Linked DNA regions of Homo sapiens: regions 2 and 3 are each linked to region 1. The links are chromatin contacts, found by Hi-C or POLR2A ChIA-PET in ENCODE. All regions are on one chromosome and are shown on one strand. The core of a region is the stretch at or near the end of the contact, and the rest is flanking DNA. Distances in the headings are between cores, read along the strand shown. Region 1 holds the start of FZR1 (fizzy and cell division cycle 20 related 1). Region 2 holds the start of MYDGF (myeloid derived growth factor). Region 3 holds the start of TNFAIP8L1 (TNF alpha induced protein 8 like 1).

Evidence for each region. A loop is a pair of places that touch in the nucleus more often than their neighbours do. ChIA-PET counts read pairs that join two places held with the same protein, here RNA polymerase II (POLR2A). Pooled maps may share reads with other maps.
Region 2: a pooled map shows a loop between it and region 1 (8-fold over the local background). The contact joins the promoter of MYDGF here to the promoter of FZR1 in region 1. A Hi-C loop is called at or near these places in 2 of 50 pooled maps. POLR2A ChIA-PET finds 5 or more read pairs at or near these places in 2 of 52 experiments (GM10248 and naive thymus-derived CD8-positive, alpha-beta T cell).
Region 3: a loop to region 1 is called in a map of B cell, with 14 times the contacts of the local background. The contact joins the promoter of TNFAIP8L1 here to the promoter of FZR1 in region 1. A Hi-C loop is called at or near these places in 2 of 168 maps with a recorded cell type or tissue (B cell and CD8-positive, alpha-beta T cell) and 8 of 50 pooled maps.

What each region holds. Positions count from the first base shown.
Region 1 is chr19:3,503,599-3,508,208 of GRCh38, reverse strand. It overlaps FZR1 (fizzy and cell division cycle 20 related 1), which reads right to left and starts at 1,898. Exons shown (of 14, transcript NM_016263.4): 1 at 1,735-1,898. RefSeq lists enhancers at 1,144-1,353, 2,164-2,423, 2,474-2,523 and a silencer at 1,694-1,843.
Region 2 is chr19:4,668,555-4,673,164 of GRCh38, reverse strand. It overlaps MYDGF (myeloid derived growth factor), which reads left to right and starts at 2,823. Exons shown (of 6, transcript NM_019107.4): 1 at 2,823-3,004; 2 at 4,520-4,570. The coding sequence starts at 2,831. RefSeq lists a silencer at 2,434-2,823.
Region 3 is chr19:4,637,616-4,642,225 of GRCh38, reverse strand. It overlaps TNFAIP8L1 (TNF alpha induced protein 8 like 1), which reads right to left and starts at 2,710. Exons shown (of 2, transcript NM_152362.3): 1 at 2,597-2,710. RefSeq lists an enhancer at 1,710-2,709 and silencers at 2,610-3,049, 3,110-3,189.

The sequences.
Region 1 (4,610 bases), core at 649-3,148:
AAAAAAAAGAAAATCAATGTAGCCCCACCTTGAAGACCAATCCGGCTTGTCTGTTTCTAGAAACTCCTCCTCCAAACCCCAAAGCCCCACCCCAACCCCTACCCCCACCACTGCCTGCAGCCAGGGCACAGGTTCTGAAATTTGACCTGGGAAGCAAGTCACAGGGGCAAACTGGCGGGTACCACCTTGCCAAGATACCCCTCCCCAGTAAAGCACCGGGCTTGCCTTTGAGTAAGTGTCTGCTCCCTTAGCAAAACCCTCTGCAACCCAACTCCGCTCGCTGCTCAAGGCGCCGGGCAGCGGCCAGTGGCCAGCACACCTGCCTCCACTTGGGATTCCGAAGGAAATGACAATCGGGTGTCGCCAAAACACACGGGCCCCTGACACAGGAGGAGGCCCACGCGGAATTCCGCATGACAGACGGCCCCCGACACATCCACTCCGGGGACCAAACCTAGGTGATGCCGTCAGCTTCTATCCCCACCCCCACCCCGAGAGAGACCACTCCGCCTTCACTTCAAAGTCCCCGCAGGCTGCCCTCATGCTGGTGGTGTGTGTCCTTGGTGGATGGTTTTCCCTTAGGTAAATCACCCTCCTTCAAAGCACATAGGTTGGGGTGGGGGCCTCACCACGGAGAGGCATGAGGTCATCGCCCGGTAGACTGGGGCGGGGCGGGGGAATCGGAACCAGAGAGACGCCCTGAACCAGAGGATGAGTTTGGGGTGGAGAAAACAGGGGAAAAGACAAAACAGATTTAGGCTGAACATCTGCATATCGGGGGTCTCAGGACGTGGGGTGGAGACAGGTCTGGACGGTGGAAGAGGGGGAGGGGGTGTCACAGGTTTGAGTAGGGGTAAAACGGCTCTGAATGGGGGGCACACTCCATATTCTGGGGATCCGAGATGGCCAGGCTTGCGTTTGGAGAAGACACGGGGCAGGACGCAGGACGGAGGTTCAGTTCGGAGGAGGGAGGGGCTTGTGCACGGATAGCTCGTCTGAGGCTTTGGTGGGAGAGCTGGATTTCGGGGGAATGGGGGCTGGTAGGGGGCACGCTGGGAGGGTGGGGGAGCAGAAATCAGCGAGATGAGGTGAGACGGGGACATCCATGCACTCAACCCGTGCCTGCGGGGACTGGTGGACACAACAGTGACCACAGACACAGGTTTCCGGGTGTCCCGGGCTGGGACTGCATTTTACTGGGGCGAGGGGCTGGTTGCGGCCTGGGCGAGCCATCGCACACCACAGGCTCAGCGATGGGGGGCGGCTTCGTGTGGGCAGGACCCAAGCTGGGAGGGTCTGAACTGGGAAGTCCCGGGGATGACAGGCCAGGGAGAAATCACCCGGGTTAGGAGGCGGGGTCTGCTGTTCTAGGGGTGCGCAGTGGGGTCCCCTGGTTGGGGGTGCAGGGCTCAGCCTATTTTAAAAAGAATGGTGGACGCTGACGGCGGCTGCGGGGAGGTCACGACTTACAGGTGGCTCGGGGTGGGGGTCACGGCAGGCCCCGACGTGGGGGGGACGCTGGGATTTGGGTGTTAACTCGGGAGACGCGGATGCTGAGGTCACCCGGGCCTAGTTCGGCCTGGGAGGCGGCATTCGAGGGGACTGGGGGCTCCTGGAGGGGCCTGAGCTGGGGTGGGGGTCGCAGCCCGCCCCGCCGTCCCGGTTTTGGGGGGTCGCAGTCAAGCTCCGCCGCCTAGGGCCCGGGGGGCGGGTCCCCGACCCCGGCCGCCTCACCTGGCTCGCTCCCGTGGCTCGCTGGCTCCCGCCGACCCCGCCTCTCCTGGCACCGCACAGCGCCCGCCTCCGGCCTCCGCAGCTCCCGCAGGCCCGGCCGCGGCCGCCGCTGACGGGATCCCGGGCTCCGCGGTCCCTAATATGGCGGCGGTCGCTCCTCCGCTGCCTCCCGGCTCCCTCCCTCCGCCGCGCGCGCCCGGCCGGCCGCGCGCACCCCCGCAACCCGACCACGCCCCCACGCCGCGCGCGGCTAATCGCGGCCACGCCCCCCGCCTACCCCACACACCGCCAGGCCCTGCCCAACACCCAGCCAGGCCCTGCCCACTCCGAGTGGCTGCGCCTGCGCGCGTTGGGCATCTCGGGAGGACGTGACGTCTCCCGCGATTCAAATCAATACAGGAAGCGCGGCTCCACGCGTTGCCCAGGGCAACCGCGGCCGGAAGAGGACCCGCGGGGTGCTAGACGTTGCAGAAATGGCTCTGGTAGATGGAGGGCGTGGTTCCCACTGGGGACAGTCGCGGAATGGGGCGCCCCAGGGCAGACCCTTCCTAGGGTAGATCGAAGCCAGGCACACCTCAGTGCGGCATTGACGTCGCGCCTAATGAGCGCAGATGGGACCCAACACCAGGTGCGTGTCCCGAACGTACAAACGTCACTGCTGAGAGTCATTAATTTATTCAACAAACCTGCATTGCGCTCCTAAGTGCTGCTCCTCCAGGCCCCAGTGAGACAGCAGGGAACAAAACAGGTTTTTAGGCCAGGTGCGGTGGCTCAAGCCTGTAATCCCGGCACTTTGGGAGGCCGAGGCGGGCGGATCACCTGAGGTACGGAGTTAATCCCAGCTACTCGGGAGGTTGAGGCAGAAGAATCCCTTGAACCCAGGAGGCAGAGGTTGCAATGAGCCGAGATTGCGCCACTGCACTTCAGCCAGGGTGACAGAGCAACACTACGTCTTGAAAAAAAAAACAAAAAACAGGTTTTTAAAAAAATTATGGGCCGGGCGCGGTGGCTCACGCCTGTAATCACAGCACTTTGGGAGGTGGAGGTGGGTGGATCACCTGAGGTCAGGAGTTCGAGACCAGCCTGGCCAACATAGTGAAACCCCGTCTCTACTAAAAATACGAAAAATTAGCCAAGCATCGTGGCAGGCGCCTGTAATCCCAGCTACTGGGGAGACTGAGGCAGGAGAATTGCTTGAACCCGGGAGGCAAAGGTTGCAGTGAGCCAAGATCGCACCATTGTACTCCAGCCTAGGCAACAGGGCAAGACTCAGTCTCAAAAAAAAAAAAAAAAAAAAAAAGGTTAAACATAGAATTGCCACATGACACAGCAGTAACACTCCTAGGTATCTACCCAAGAGAAACAAACATGTAACATCCACGCAAAAACTCACACACCTATGTGCATAGCAGCTTTATTCATAACATCCACAAAGTGCACACAACCCAAATGTACATCCACAGATGAAGGGAAAATGCTCCATTCATACAATGACACGGTGTTTTGCAATATGAGGCAATGAGGCTCGGACACAGGCTACAGATTGGATGAACCTCGAAAGCATCATGCCCAGTGAAAGAAGCCAGATACAAAAGACCACATAGTGAGTGATTCCATTGATACGAAATGTCCAGATAAGCAAATCCATAGAGACAGGAAGTGGATTAGTGGTTGCCAAGGGCTGGGAGAGGGGGATCAGGAGTGACTGGAATGGACTTTATTTTGGGGGGTTGATGGATATGTTCTAAAATTGATGTGATGGCCGTGAGCTGTGGCTCACACCTGTAATCCCAGCACTTTGGGAGGCTGAGGCGGGCAGATCACTTGAGGTCAGGAGTTCAAGATCAGCCTGGCCAATCTGGTGAAACCCCATCTCTACTAAAAATACAAAAATGAGCCGGGTGTGCTGGCGCGCACCTGTAGTCCCAGCTACTCGGGAGGCTGAAGCAGGGGAATCACTTGAACCCGGGAAGTGTAGGTTGCAGTGAGCCCAGATCATGCCACCACACTCCACCTTGGGTGTCAAAGCAAGACTCCGTCTCGGAAAAAAAAAAAAAAAATTTATGTGATGATGGCTGCCCGACTCTGAATATACTAAACACCACTGAATTATCACTTTACACAGATGAATTGTACAGTATGTAAACTATATCTCAATACAGCTGTTATTTAAAAAGTTCTTGCCCGGCGCAGTGGCTTGCGCCTATAATCCCAGTGCTTTGGGAGGCCAAGGAGGGCGGATTATGAAGTCAAGAGATCGAGACCATCCTGGTCAACATGGCGAAACCTCATCTCTACTAAAAATACAAAAATTAGCTGAGCGTGGTAGCACGCGCCTGTAATCCCAGCTTCTCGGGAGGCTGAGGCAGGAGAATCCCTTGAACCCGGGAGGCGGTGGTTGAAGTGAACCGAGATTGCACCACTGCACTCCAGAAAAAAAAAAAAAAATCCCCTTTGGAGCTGAGTTAAGGAGAAAAGAGAACAGGGAAAAGGAGGAGGCAAGAGGTTACAGTTTCAGATGCAGTGCTCGGGGATGCTCTTATTGCAAAGATGATGTTTTAATAAAGATCTGAAAGAGGAGCTGGGCGCAGTGACTAACGGCTGTAATCCCGGCACTTTGGTAGGCCGAGGTGGGCAGATTACTTGAGGTCAGGCCTTCAAGACCAGCCTGGCCAACATGGTGAAACCTCATCTCTACTAAAAATACAAAAATTAGCCGGGCATGGTAGCAGGCCCCTGTATTCCCAGCTACTCGGGAGGCTGAGGGAGGAGAATCGTTGGAACCCGGGAGGCAGAGGTTGCGGTGAGCTGAGATCGCGCCACTGCACTCCAGCCTGGGCAACACAGCAAGACTCTGTCTCAGAAGAATAAAATAA
Region 2 (4,610 bases), core at 1,574-4,073, 1.2 Mb before region 1:
ATGCCCAGCTAATGTTTTTGTATTTTTTATAGGGACGGTGTCTTGCCATCTTGCCCAGGCAGTTTTTAAACTCCTGAGCTCAAAGTGATCTGCCTCCCAAAGTACTGGGGCCAGCCTTGTTTTTTCTTTTAATCCTTTTAGTGTGATGATTTGTGGTGGGTGGGTGAAACTTGGGGCCGAAACCTTTCTGGAAAGAACACACACACGCATGCACACGCATACGCACAACCTGCCTGGGTTCCGTAGCAGACTCCCAACAGCTCACAACTGAAATTCCTTGTTAGCCGCAGAGCTCGGCCATGCATCGAATCCTTCATGGTGACAGGCTGAAAGTTGAACACCGTGGTAAGGTAATGGGGACTCCATCAGTGGAACCGTGCTGTGTCACTCACCTAAGGAACAGGGCTGCTCTGTGCTTGTCCAGTTTATGGAGACAGTGTCTCATGGGTCCAGAACAGACAGCTGCATGGAGGAAGAGATTTGTTTGTTTATTTCTTTATTTATTAAGACGGAGTCTTGCTCTGGGACCCAGGCTGGAGTGCAGTGGCATGATCTCAGCTCACCGTAACCTATGCCTCCTGGGTTCAAAAGATTCTCCTGCCCCAGCCTCCCAGGTAGCTGGGATTACAGGCGCCCACCACCATGTCCGGCTATCTTTAAAAAATAATCTTAAAATATCTTTAAATATATATATATATAAGTATATATATGAATATATGAATATATATAAGTATATATGTGAATATATGAATATATATAAGTATATATATGAATATATGAATATATATAAGTATATATATGAATATATGAATATAAGTATATATATGAATATATGAATATAAGTATATATATGAATATATGAATATAAGTATATATATATGAATATATTAATATATATATTCATATATATGAATATATATTCATATATATGAATATATGAATATATATAAGTATATATGAATATATGAATATATATATAAGTATATATGAATATATGAATATATATTCATATATATGAATATATGAATATATATTCATATATATGAATATATAAGTATATATGAATATATGAATATATAAGTATATATGAATATATGAATATATATTCACATATGTGAATATATGAATATATATTCACATATGTGAATATATGAATATATATATTCACATATGTGAATATATGAATATATATATTCACATATGTGAATATATGAATATATATATTCACATATGTGAATATATGAATATATATATTCACATATGTGAATATATGAATATATATATAGGAATGGGGTCTCACTATGTTGCCCAGAATGGTCTAGAACTCCTGAGGTCAAGCAATCCACCCACCTTGGCCTCCCGAAGGGTTGGAATTACAGGCATGAAGTATCACGCCCGGCCAATAAATTTCCTAACGCAAGCAGGTATCCCAATTTAGAACAGGCTGCCACTGCAGAAAGGCAACTGGCTTGGACTTCTGTCATTGGCAGAGGAGTCAGCCTCCACGGGGATCCTTCTCACCTCCCTGGGGCTCACCACCCTCCGTAGCTATGGAGTAGAGTGATTTAATTCCTCAAAGGGTGAATTATAACCCATCTTAGGAGTCATCTATGACGTTTTCTCTCTGGATTCTGTTTTTTGCCAGTTGGGAAGGACTAGAAACACCAGCTTAATTATTGACCCCCCAGGCCTGGCCACTGGTGTTTTCTTGAAATGTTAAGCCATTTGTAACCAAAGAATGACTTCCTTCTCTAGTTGAAAACCTGGGATCTAATGATAGCAATAGCTACAATATATAATTCTCAGTTCATTCGTCCCGGTGTGGGAACTTAATTCCCTCACTTACTCCTCCCAACAACTCCTTGAGGTAGGGATTATTTTCTTTTTAACTTTTTATTTTGAAATAATTTTTGCCTCCCAGAAAATCTGCAGAAACTGTAGGGTTTCCTAATACGCTTCATCCAACTCCCCCTAATGTGAACATCGTCTGTAACCCCTAGGACAAGCCAGGTTATCAAAGCCAGGAAGTGAACACCCACATAATCCTATTAACAAATACACAGACTGATCGAGCGTGATGACTCACACCTGTAATCCCAGCACTTTGGAAGGCCGAGGCAGGCGGATCACTTGGGGTCAGGAGCTCAAGACCAGCCTGGCCAACATGGTGAAAACCTGTCTCTACTAAAAATACAAAAATTAGCCAGGGGTGGTGGTGAACACCTGTAGTCCCAGCTACTCGGGAGGCTGAGGCAGGTGCATCACTTGAACCTGGGAGGCGGAGAGTGCAGTGAGCCGAGATCGCGCCACTGCCCTCCAGCCTGGGCAACAAGAGGGAAACAAAAGCAAGCATCCTGCTTCTCATCCTACTTTCCCTCTGCTAATTTTGAATATCGATGCACACACATCTTGGCTGCAACGATTATGAGAAGTTCGCCTAATGGTGACCTTCGATTTCCCTCACTCCCTGTACATCTCCTAACTGAAAGAGCTGCAGTCAGTCACACGGCTGGTGAGGGACCCTGAGACCCCAAAACGAACTCCATTACCACCTGAGGGACCCTCCAAGGATCGCCGGGCTACGCAGGGTCCCTAGGGTACGAGGCCGCCCCCTCGGCGGCCCCGCCCCCTCGGCGGCCCCGCCCCCTCGGCAAAAGTCCCGCCCCCTCGACAAAGTCCCGCCCCCAAGATGGTGGCCCCGGGCGGTGGACAGGGCGGGGCGTGCCGGGTCACGTGGACAGCCGACGCCGACGTGGCCTCCGGCGGACGCTCCACGTGTCCCTCGCCGCGCCCCGTCTACCCGCCCCTGCCCTGAGGACCCTAGTCCAACATGGCGGCGCCCAGCGGAGGGTGGAACGGCGTCGGCGCGAGCTTGTGGGCCGCGCTGCTCCTAGGGGCCGTGGCGCTGAGGCCGGCGGAGGCGGTGTCCGAGCCCACGACGGTGGCGTTTGACGTGCGGCCCGGCGGCGTCGTGCATTCCTTCTCCCATAACGTGGGCCCGGGGGTACGTGCCACCGCCGTCCCGGATATTTGAGTGCTGGCAGGCCCGGGGAGGGGGCGCGGAGCATTGGGGGCGGGGCCCGAGGAGGGGGCGCGGACCGCGGAGGTGGGTACTGAAGAAGGGGTGCGGATTGTTAGGGTCGGAGGCTGAGTGGGGGGCGCGGGACCGTGAGGCCGGGGTCATCACTGGGGCAGGACTGAACTCATAGGGAGCGGGGCCTTGTGGGCCCCGGCGGCGTTGAGGGGGCGTGATCACCTGTCACCTGTCGCCTGCCTGGAGTGTCCAGGCACCCCTGCCCTCCAGACGCAGAGGTGGGGAGGGGTCAGTGATGGGAGCGGCAGGAGGCTAAAGGGCATCTGCCCTCCTGGGCCTGAAGGAAATCAGTCGCTGCAGCTCCGAAGAGGGAGGAAGTGCTCCTTCCTTCCATTGCACAAGGTCCCCCCTCACCGAGGGTGTGAGGCCGGGCCCTCAGCCCTGTACTCAGCTTGTCGGCAAAGTCCTTTCCCCTCTCAGCCTCCCTTTCCCCGCCTGTAATAACAGTATCTTTACTGTTTTTTGACTATTTCTTTTTAGACTTGCGTGCAGTGGCGGGATCTCGGCTCACTGCATCCTTAGCCTTCTGGGTTCAAGCAATTCTTCTGCCTCAGCCTCCCCAGTACCTGGGATTACAGACGTGTGCCACCACACCCGGATAATTGTTGTTGTTGTTGTTTGAGATGGAGCCTCACTCTGTCGCCCAGGCTGGAGTGCAGTGGCGCGATCTTGGCTCACTGCAACCTCTGCCTCCCAGGTTCATGCCATTCTCCTGCCGCAGCCTCCCAAGTAGCTGGGACTACTAATCTTTGTATTTTTAGTACAGATGGGATTTCACCATGTTAGCCAGGCTGGTCTTGAACTCCTGACCGCAGGTGACCCGCCCACCTCGGCCTCCCAAAGTGATGGGATTACAGGCGTGAGCCACTGTGCCAGGCCAGTTTGTTGACTACTTCCTTATAGTTAGGTGTGATGCCAAGTCCTTTATATGTTAGGCCCAAGTTACAGATGAGAAAATGCTTCACATAAAAAAGAGAAACAGAGAGAAACTAGAGGCTCAGAAAAGTTTTCACTTGTCCAGGTCCCATGGCAAAACCCATCTCTACAAAAATACGAAAAATTAGCCAGGTGTGGTAGCAGGTGCCTGTAATCCCAAGTACTCAGGAGGCTGAGGCAGGAGAATCGTTTGAACCCGGGAGGCAGAAGTTGCAGTGAGCTGAGATCATCCCACTTCAGCCTGGGCGACAGAACAAGACTCTGCTTCAAAAAAAAAAAAAAAAATTAGTCGGGTGTGGTGGTTGCGTACCTATTGTCTCAGTTACTTGAGAGGCTGAGGCAAGAGGATTACTCAAACCTGGGAGTTCGAGGCTGCAGTGAGCTGTCATTGTGCCCCTGCACTCCAGCTTGGGTGACAGCAAGACCCCGTCTCTTAAACAAAATAAAAATTTCCTTCTACCAAACCTTTTTTTTCCTTCCATTCTCTAGGACAAATATACGTGTATGTTCACTTACGCCTCTCAAGGAGGGACCAATGAGGTGAGTTGTTCAAAATTCCCTCTAGCTTACTGTGACAGTA
Region 3 (4,610 bases), core at 1,461-3,960, 1.1 Mb before region 1:
TACAGGCGTGAGCCACGGCGCCCAGCCAATTCTCTTCTTTTTCTTTGAGACAGGGTTTCACTCCTGTCGCCCAGGCTGAAGTGCAGTGGCATGAGCTCGGCTCACTGCAGCCTCAACCTCCCTGGGCTCAGGTGATCCTCCCACCTCAGCCTCCAGAGTGGCTGGGACTACAGGCCTGCGACACCACACCTGGCTAATTTTTTTTTCTTTGTTTTAAGTAGAGACAGGGTTTCACCATGTTGCCCAGGCTGGGAAATTCTCTAGATGGACCTGCAAGTTTTTGGTTATAAGGAAACTGAGTCACAGAGGGTCAGGAGCTTGCCTGTTTATAAAGCAGTGATGTGGCAGAATCAGAATTTGAACCCAGCCTTTAACCTAGTGCAATCCTTTCCTCATCCTAGTCAATGGCACATTTGGGGTTCAAGTCTCGTCTCTCCCAGAGCCCACCCCAGAGGGGAAGGATCGAAGCCTTAGGAAGCTTCTAGAAGTACTGTGTCCTGTAATCCCCTCCTCGGGCTTTTAACAATATCTTGTTGAATCTCCCCCACCCCTCAAAGCACCCTCCCTCCCCACAGTTATCTCAGCCCCACAAGAAAAAGGAGATGACCAGCCCCATTGGACAGATGGGGAAACTGAGGCCTAGAAGCTGGGGATTTACAAGATCCCAAGAACTCTGCCAGAGGTCCCTGCGTCAAAGCTCGAGCGGGTGTGATTCCAGGGAGGTCATCTGCTGAGGGGTGTCGGGAGATGCTGGGAAGGGGCAGGCATGCTGTGGAACTGGGCCGTTCCTGCCTCTCGCTCTGCCTCCTTGCCCTGCTCCCCGTCTGTAACACCTGAGCTGTACCTGGGCAAGTGTGAGTCATTTTTTAGCGTTGACGTCTCTCTGGGAGGAGTGTTCCCCTGTCAACGGCTGGAGTTTTGTCCTCAAGGCACCCTTTCGTGGCCCCATTGGACAGACAGGGACACTGAGGCCTCCGGAACCCACCATACTGAATTGTCAAGCAATCAAAAGACCCCTCACCCACCTGGGCTGACCCCTGGGGGAACGGGGATGAGGAAACTGAGGCTCTGGGGGCACCTGACCGTCGGTCCAAGGCCACACAGTGGGAGGGGCCGTACCGCGGGGCCTCAGACCTGCACCCGTCTGCAGAGCCACCCCACCATTGGAGCAGGGTTCAAGTCCCCCCCCCGGCCCCATATTCCCTGCAGGGGTCCAGGCACTCACCCACCACCTGTATCCCAGGCTGCTCCAGCCTCTGGCCAGTGCCCGATTCACCCAGGTGTTTGTGTGGCTGGAGACAGCCCTTTGTTCACGGTTTCCATAGGTACAGCGTCCCTGAGCGGCCCCTCCTCTGCCCCTCCCAGCCCTTGCCTGTGCAGGTCCTGGGTCCGGCCCATCCAGGGAGCTTGTTATGTTTCAAAGTTGGCGCCCTCGGACCTGCCGTAGTGGCAGAGGGCACAGCCCATGCAAAGGCCCTGAGAGAGGACCTCGCCTGGGGTGTTGGAGAAACAGGAGGAGGCCAGTGTGACTGGGGCAGAGCCACAGCGAGAGTCAGGCAGGTTATGAGCAGGGCCTGTATTCCTGCATCTGATCCCCCAGCAGCCCTCAACTTGGGGAGTTACGACCCACTCCTGTTTTACAGATGAGGAAACTGAGGCTCCGCAGAATTGAAAAACTGGTTCAAGATATCATGCGGGTGGCAGAGCTCAAACCTAGATTGGTCCAAGCTCCGCCACCACTGGGCTGGCCCCCCTGGGGCCTCCCAAGGCGTTCATCGCCTCCAGCTGAGCTGGGACTGGCTCAGGAAATAAACTCTGGCGGCCTGTTTACACCTGGGGCTGCTCCTCCACCAGCCCTTCCCCCCTCCATAGAGAAGGTGCTGGGAAATGTGAGGATGCAGAGAAAACAGATTCTGTCCTGCCTCTGTCCCCACTTCCCTGGACAAACATTGGAAGCATTGGCCTCTTTCTAGGCCTTAGTTTCCCATCCCAGGAAATGGGCCTAGTTCGACTTCACAGAAAAGGCCAGGAGGCGGCAGGTGTCCTTCAGATCACCTGCCAATTACCTTAGCAGCGACGGTCCCAGTTCACAGCTGGCAAAACTGAGGCCAAGTCCCCACAGGCCACTTGGGAGCTCATTAGGGGCCAGTCTGGGTGGGCCCGGGCTGGCCTAGGCCTGGCTCCCCGCCACCGATGCCTGGACCGATGCCTGGTTTAGCTAGAAGCTACAGTCATGCCCACCTCCGCACGGCTGGCCCAGCTGCCCACCGCCTGGAATGCCCTCAGGGTTCTGGAATCTGGCCTGAGCACCTGCGGCCCTACAGTTAAAGGGGGCAGAGTCCACTAGAGTCCACATGGGGGATGGGGGTGCTGGTCCCAGAGCAGAGCCCCACGCCAAGGGGGGCAATTGAGACTCAATCTGTCTCCCCCTAACCTATACAGCGAGAGTGACAGAGAGACAGACGGAAACTGAGGCAGGAATGTAGACGGACAGGCGGTGGGGTGCAGAAGCATTAAGGGGCGGGAGAGACAGAGGGCGGCCAGGTGGCCCCCGAGATGCGCTGAAATGGGGGGCGCCCCGGCACTGCTCGCTCACCTACTCTCGAAGCAGAGTCCGTACGTCCAACCGTCGGGGGTCCGTCCAGCCGCCTCCGTGGGCCGGGGCCGTTGCCGCGGCGGTGGGAGCAGCGCCGGAGCCGGGGCCGGGGCCGGGGCGGGGCGGGCAGCGCGGCCCCGCCCTCCACTCGCCTCGCCCCTCGGCAGGCCACGCCCTCCACTCGCCCCGCCCGCGCGGAAGGGACCGGAGAGTTGCCAGGCCTGGGGGGCGGGCCGAGCGCTCCGGATTAGCCAATGACAGGGCGGGCAATGTACGAAAAGGCCAATGGGAGCAGGGCACTGCGACGGGGGGGAAGTGGGGGGAAGGGGCGGAGCCTGGGGGCGGGGTCAGGCGGCTCTGGGGGATTCCTCCGGAATCGCGAAGGGGCCCGGATGCGGGGGCGAGGCCGTCGTGGGGGTGCCGGCCACAGAAAAGGGAAGAGATAAGAGTACGAGACAGACAGAGAACCTGGGGAGGGAGGCACAGAGACACCAACAGGAAGAGACCAGAGAGCCAAAAGGCAAAACAGACCAACCACGTGGTTCTGCACGGGCCCCTTCCTCCTTCTGGGGCTAGTTTACCCGCCTGGGTAATAGGAATTTCGGCAGAAGCGTGTTTCTCAAAGTACGGCCTCGGGGAACCCTTCGCGTCAGAAAGATCTGAGAGTCCATTTTAAAATGCAGATTCCAACTAGGTGTGGTGCCTCACGCCTGGAATCCCAGCACTTTGGGAGGCCAAGGCAGGAGGATCCCTTGAGCCCAGGAGTTTGAAACCAGCCTGGGCAACCTAGGGAGACCCTGTCTCTACAAAAAAAAAAAAAAAAAGAAAGAAAGAAAAAGAAGAAGATCAAAATAAGTTAAAATTTTAAAAATACAGAGTTCTGTGCCACAAGAAGGGATGAATCTAACCCAGGGTTGTGGGGCTATAGATGAATCTTTGGGGTGAGGTGGAGGGCTCCTGGAGACCTCATCAGAGGATCCCCAGGTCCAGCCTCGATTTCCGTAGGAATGAGCCTGCAGGACACACAGGAGCCTCCCGGCTGCGCAGCGCCAGCTGGGGTCCCCCGGGGAGGATGCAGCTGTGAGTCCTGGGAACCAGGCCCTGGAGCTGCTCCCAGGTCCCCTGCAGCACCATTTCCGCCCTGCAGCCCAACTCTGGGTCCCGGTTGCAGCTAGGGCCTAGGGAGCCCATAGCAACCTCGCTGCTTCTTCCTCCAGGAAGCCAGACAACAAATTGTTGAGGGCCTGTTGTGTGTCCTGACCTGCACACGGGATTCAGGAAGACCGAGGCACAGGCCTCAGGAGGCAAAAGTAAGTTAAATATCTCATTGGCTGGGCCCGGTGGCTCACCCCTGTAATCCCAGCACTTTGGGAGGCCGAGGTGGGCGGATCACCTGAGGTCAGGAGTTTGAGACCAGCCTGGACAACATCGTGGAACCCCGTCTCTACTAAAAATACAAAAATTAGCCGGGTGTGGTGGCACATGCCTGTAATCCCAGCTACTCAGGAGGCTGAGGCAGGGGAATCGCTTGAACTCTGGAGGCAGAGGTTGCAGTGAGCCAAGATCGGGCCACTGCACTCCAGCCGGGGCGACAGAGCAAAATTCCATCTCAAAAAATAAAACATACAAAAAAAAAAAATTAGCTGGTCGTGGTGGTGCACGCCTGTAGTCCCAGCTACTCGGGAGGCTGAGGTGCTAGAATTGCTTGAACCCCAGAGGCAGAGATTGCAGTGAGCCGAGATCGCGGCACTGCACTCCAGCCTGGGCTACAAAGCAAGAGTCCATCTCAAAAAATAAAAAATAAAGCAAAAATATGAAAAAATTAGCCAGGAGTGGTGGTGCACGCCTGTAGTCCCAGCTACTTGGGAGACTAAGGCACGAGAATCACTTGAACCCAGGAGGCAGAGGTTGCAGTGAGCCGAGATCGCGCCACTGCACTCCAGCCTGGACGACAGAGCGAGACTCTGTTTCAAGAAACAAAACAAAACACCTTCTTATTTCATTTTGGAGGAGG